Regions from separate parts of the Homo sapiens genome. Here region 1 is linked to region 2. The links are chromatin contacts, found by Hi-C or POLR2A ChIA-PET in ENCODE. All regions are on one chromosome and are shown on one strand. The core of a region is the stretch at or near the end of the contact, and the rest is flanking DNA. Distances in the headings are between cores, read along the strand shown. Region 1 has its middle 41 kb from the start of SERP2. Region 2 has its middle 82 kb from the start of MIR8079.

The links. Hi-C counts contacts between places; a loop is a spot of excess contacts on that map. ChIA-PET counts read pairs that join two places held with the same protein, here RNA polymerase II (POLR2A). Pooled maps may share reads with other maps.
Region 1: a loop to region 2 is called in a pooled map, with 2.8 times the contacts of the local background. The contact joins two enhancer-like sites. A Hi-C loop is called at or near these places in 2 of 168 maps with a recorded cell type or tissue (CD14-positive monocyte and astrocyte of the cerebellum) and 1 of 50 pooled maps. POLR2A ChIA-PET finds 5 or more read pairs at or near these places in 1 of 52 experiments (SK-N-SH).

What each region holds. Positions count from the first base shown.
Region 1 is chr13:44,331,296-44,333,995 of GRCh38, reverse strand. No RefSeq gene overlaps it. Among named protein-coding and RNA genes, the nearest start is that of SERP2, 41 kb to the left of the region's middle. RefSeq lists an enhancer at 724-1,223. Within about 2 kb of position 1,380, at least 16 of the 41 ENCODE cell types and tissues checked have a DNase peak (open chromatin) inside an H3K27ac peak, as active enhancers do.
Region 2 is chr13:44,276,943-44,279,677 of GRCh38, reverse strand. No RefSeq gene overlaps it. Among named protein-coding and RNA genes, the nearest start is that of MIR8079, 82 kb to the right of the region's middle. Within about 2 kb of position 1,282, at least 3 of the 41 ENCODE cell types and tissues checked have a DNase peak (open chromatin) inside an H3K27ac peak, as active enhancers do.

The sequences.
Region 1 (2,700 bases), core at 131-2,630, 54 kb before region 2:
ATTTGTTTTTGGAAGCAACTACACAGAATATTTGAAGCCAGAATGGTTGTTAAAAACTGCAGATGTGTAAATATGTCACCTAACTTGGTACTGGAGTTCAATGACCACATTTTCAACTCTAAGACAAGTATAAGATGACGGTTTTGGACAGCTTGCCCTCCAAACTTGTTCCAGCTAGGAAGGACTTTGAGGGGCCTTATTTGAGGTTGTATTTGCTTGTGCTGTGCTCAGATTCTAATTCTGTAAAGAGACTGTGAAAGGGCACCTCCTGTCTTCTCTAGGCACCCCCCTATTTCTTTCCTTTGGGAAGAGAATATATTTTCTGAATTAAAAATATATAAATGTCATCTTTGGTCTAAATGGTTATGAATACTGGACTGGAAAAGTCCATTGTTCTTCTTTGTTTCTGCTTTTTTTCCTTTCCGTGGTCAGCTTTATATGGGCAGCTCTGCAGAGCCATGAACTTGGACCAGGGTGCCTCAGCTGTTGGGGCTGCTAGCGGGGATGGGCAGAGTTAGTCAGGAGCACACAGGCTCCCGGGCAATGTGTGTATCAGGTTGTTATATGGCCTACCTGTGTGCTATTTGGGTCCACATCTAACATACCAGTCTCCTGCTGCTGTAGAAATGCAGATGTGGGCTCAGTATATCTTCCTCCATTCAACAAAGACACGCCTGCCACTGCCAAGCCCAGTGCTCACTGTGCCCCAAGTTGGAGATAATGGGCCAATGATGACTTGGAAACTTGGTAGAAGGAGGAGAAAGCCAAGCACATTTATTAAAATCCTGCTCTGGGCCAGCTGTTTGATATTTCTATTTCCTTAAAAACACCTCCAAACTACTTTGTGAGATTTGACATACCTACTTATGGACGGCCTACGTAATGGGTGAGAAAACTGAGGGCTTGATTAGTTAAATCATTTATCCAAGATCAAACAGCCAGTAAGTGGCTTAGACAGGATTTCAGCTCAAATCGGCCTGATACAAAATCTCTACCATCTCTATGGTCTTACAGTGGAATTGGGATATTGTATAATAGAATCCATCTGATCTGGTAGGAGAGCAAAACGTTTATTCAGTGAAGCTTCTTCTGTTAGACAGAGCTAAGGGCAGCCATTCCTCTCTGTATCTTGTCTGCAGGGGACATTTGCAGGGAGTAGGTGGGGAGTGAGATGGGTGGGAGCTGCCTGTCACTCGCGGGCCTTCCTCTTTTGGGGTAATTCTCTGCTGCACTATGTCCTGGCTGGAGGCAGCAGCAGCAGCAGGGAGGGCTGTTTTCAGAGGCGTGGGGCCTCCTGTGACTGCAGAACTGGCTCCTAATTGGATCATCCCCTTGGTGGGTTCTTGGCTGTGTGCCCAGCTTCCCAGACTAACTGTTCTCTAGTCTTCTTGCCAGTAGCCTTCTAACAAGCCCCATTTCTGCTTAGTTTAGCTCAGTGAGTTTTCGGTTGTTTGCAAACCAAAAACCCTGACTGGGCCATCCTCCTGGATATCTCTGCAGACCTGCCGCACACAGCAGCCAGGATGCAACCTCAACATGTGGGAGGTGCAGTTGCCTTTTACTCCTCTCCACTCTCCCTTCCCAGACTCATTTGTCTTTTGGTAGGGAAGGTACACAGTCCAGACTCCTCTCATTTTCCCATCAGACCCTCAGGAAAGACTGAAATGTATTGTATTTATCTTAAAGTGAAAAGGCTGATAAGAGCTTTAAATAGACTCCTAGGGGAATTTGCAATTTAACAGGACAGTAAAGAAACCCTAAAGGCAAAGGGCTGAGCTGCATCTGTGGAAACTGAGACCCCCCCGGAGACTTAGGAGGTTTCTTTTTTGAAAAGGGGGCTATGTTCCAAGACTCCTGTGGCTATGACTAAGCAGGCCCCTGTTGGATCCCAGCCCAGGATATCTGTGGAACTGCAGAGAACCTCTGAGAGCCAGAACGTTTGCTGGAAGGGCTTGTTTAGCTTCTGACAAAGGAGGTGGTGGAGGGAAGCCATGGTGAGAAGAGCTTGTCTCACTTCCACCTGCCATGAGGTGTGCCACTAGGGTGGGATTTGAGAGCATTCTCACTTTTAATCCAGACAAGCCTTTCCTCCTTCAGGGACTACCCCAGGTGGTCTTGACTGTAAATCCTGTCTGTGAAACCCCAAGTAAGTTTCTGAAAATATACAGGAGAGATGTAGAGGTAAACTATGGGTGAAGCCGAGTTTCTGTAGCATGAGTACTATTTTCCATTCACTGGAGTACTCTTCCAGGCACTGATAGGGTGACAGAGGTACCACATCATCCAGGCACTGATTGATAGGGTGACAGAGGTACCACATCATCTCCTCCCATGGGGAGGCCACCAATGAGACACCAGCCCTCTAAGGGGGTGGTGATGGGTGACGGGAAAGGAGATTTCTCTCTAGGGTACTATCTATTACCAGAAGATTTCAAAATCTCTGTATCCAGACTCCCTCTACACACGGGCTGTGGAAAAGTGACTCAACCACTCTGAAAACCTCAACACAACGGAAACCTCAGTTTCTTTTTCTGAAAAATAGGCAAAATAATGACATTTACCCCAAAAGGCTATCGGGAGGACTCAGTGAGATAATAAAGCTCCAGAAAGGCATTTAGAAGATGGTAGAGAACTATTCAAATGTAGATTCTGATGCCAGATTATTTTAATGCTAAACTGAATGAGACATCCTTCCTAATA
Region 2 (2,735 bases), core at 33-2,532:
GAGATAGGGGAATGCTCTCAGGGGTGATGGCTGGTCTAACAGCATGTTTCTCAAACTGGGATCCACAGAATCTCGATGCAAATTTTATAATCTTATTTTAGCTTAACCTTATAAATATGACTTAAAATTATATATTTAATGCAATAATTGAAGCAACGGGGTGACCAAGTTATCGCTAGTATGCAGGTACAATTTCAGTGCTCACATGTATGGTTGTATTCCCTCCAATGAAGGGCAAGTGACATCTTGAAGCTTGGCATGAATGGAGGGAGGTGTAGCACCAAATTAAACTGAGGAAAGTGGTGGGAGAATTGAGTCATCCCACAGCACGGGGTAGCATAGGCATGCCACACTCAAAAATGCCAACATCTTAACAATGTCAGCATGGTATGTGTGTTGCAAATTAGTTTCAACAAAATAACATTACTGGTGTTATTAGCTTAATGTGGTTGATTTGAATTTTATTGACCTTTGAAGGTTTGTTTTTCATTTAATTTGTGAGTTTGTGTTACTTTTCAAGTTATATCAGAGCTGTCAGCATGAAGAGTTTATACCCAGATTTATGTTGGTATATTTTTAAGTAGCAGTATAGTAAGGTTAATTCACATTAACACTGAAGGTCAGGGATGCCTTTTTTCTCTTTATAGCTCCCACAGCTTTCAGTGTGAGAAGCCCTAACCATCACAGGGGGGTCAACAGGCTCTATCTATATTTGATCTGACCTGGAGGAGATCTTTACTTTTGGACTTTACAAGGCCCAAAAAAATGACTTATTGCAAATGACAGGAACTACATTCAGGAATTCTACCCATTGTCTTCAACATAAATTCATAAAAATATGCAAAAATAAATAATAGCTCCTGTTCCTGTTCATGGAGAAACTGGCACTCCTCAACTTCTTAGCCTCTTCTCCCAGGCTTGGTGGATCATCTTCTGTGCTTCATACTCTCCTTGTCCCTTCTGGTCAGAGCTAGGGTTGACAGACTCTTTCATGCAGGATGCTTGTTTTGTGTACAGAAACTTCTAGACTTGACATCAGGAAATGCTCATATTTAACTTCAAACACAATTCTGATCAGTAGTTTCTACGGAGTTTGGCATCCCTAGAAAACATGCTGCAAACTGCTGTCTTCCTATTTTGCTCATGACCCCAAGGCTTGCTCTGCACATCTGCTGTTTGTCTCTCTGTAACATATATACTCTGCCTTTCGTGTTGCATTCTCTGTTGAGATTTGGATCCTGCCCAAGCAGCACGAGGGGCCTTTGGAGCTCTCTGGGCAGGAAGTCACATCCTGTGCAGGAGCCAAGTTGAAATGGCTTCCGATTTGGGGCAGAAACTTGGGTACACAGACATTTTGTGAAACCATTGATGTTTCTACTTGCAAATATTTCTGCAAACAGGAACAATTTCTGTTAACTTTCCATGACCTGTGTCACAGAGGCATGATGCCTGTCTGCTATTTGTTCATTTGGCAAATATTTACTAGATATCTTTTATACGACAGCCACAGTTCCAAGTTTTTTCAACACCAAGATGAATAAAATACAGCATTTGTCCTTCATGAGCCTGTGGTATTGTTGGGGATGATATGCATCTAAATAGGCCTAAGTGCATTGTGACAGATGTTCTACCTTCTCATATGGTGACATACTGTACAGTAAAGCCTTCTGCAGGTGACGAGGAGGAGCCCCCTAACTATCTGAGGAGGTAGGGATAGACATCCTGAAGGGTGTGACATTTAAACTGGGTCTTGAAAGTTGAGTGAGAATTCTCTTGGTAGGAAATGGGGTAGGGTAGGCATTCAAGGTAGAGAGAAGAGTTTGTGTAAAAGCTCAGAGGAATGGAACTGCATAGAGTTTGGGTGGAAATACAAATTGTTTGAGATGCCTGGAACAAAGGTTTTGGTGCGTGTATGTGTATGTTATGGGAGGGGGAGGGTGGTGGAATCTCACACTAGAGGGAAGGAGGCTGAAGATCCTGAAGAGGCTCAGAGACTTCAGGCCATGCAGACACAACTGTATACCACTCCTTCTATCTTTGGGCTATGGTGCTTTGCTTCCCCATTTCCTTTCCCCTCCCCTCCCCTCCTCTCCCCTTCTTTCCTCTTCCCTCCCTTCCCTTTCCCTTCCCTCCCCTTCACTTCCCTCCCCTTCCCTCCCCTTCACTTCCTTCCCCTTTCCTCCCCTTCCCTCCCTTCCCCTCCCTTCCCCTCCCTTCCCTTCCCCTCCCTTCCCTTCCCCTCCCTTTCCCCTCCTCTCCCCTTCACTTCCTTCCCCTTTCCTCCCTTTCCTCCCTTTCCATCCCTTCCCCTCCCTTCCCTTCCCCTCCCTTTCCCCTCCTCTCCCCTTCCCTTCCGTTACCCTCCCTTCCCCTCCCTCCCCTTTCCCTCCTCTCGCCTCTCCTCCTCTTCCCTTCCTTTTCCTTCCCCTTCCCTACCCCTTCTTCCCTTCCCTTCCTTCTCTCTTTCTTCCTTTCCCTCCCTCTTTCCCTTCCCCTTCTTTCCTTCCCTTCCATCTCTCTTTCTTCCTTTCCCTCCGTCTTTTCCTTTCTTTCTTCCTTCCTTTGTTCAGCATTATAATTCACATACCATACATTTTACCCATTTAAAGTGTACAATTTGATGGATTTATATTCACAAAGTTGGGCAACCATCATCATAATAAATTTTATTATATTTTTATCACTTCCAGAAGAAACCTTGTACCCTTTAGCTATTATCCCTCAACCTCCTATCC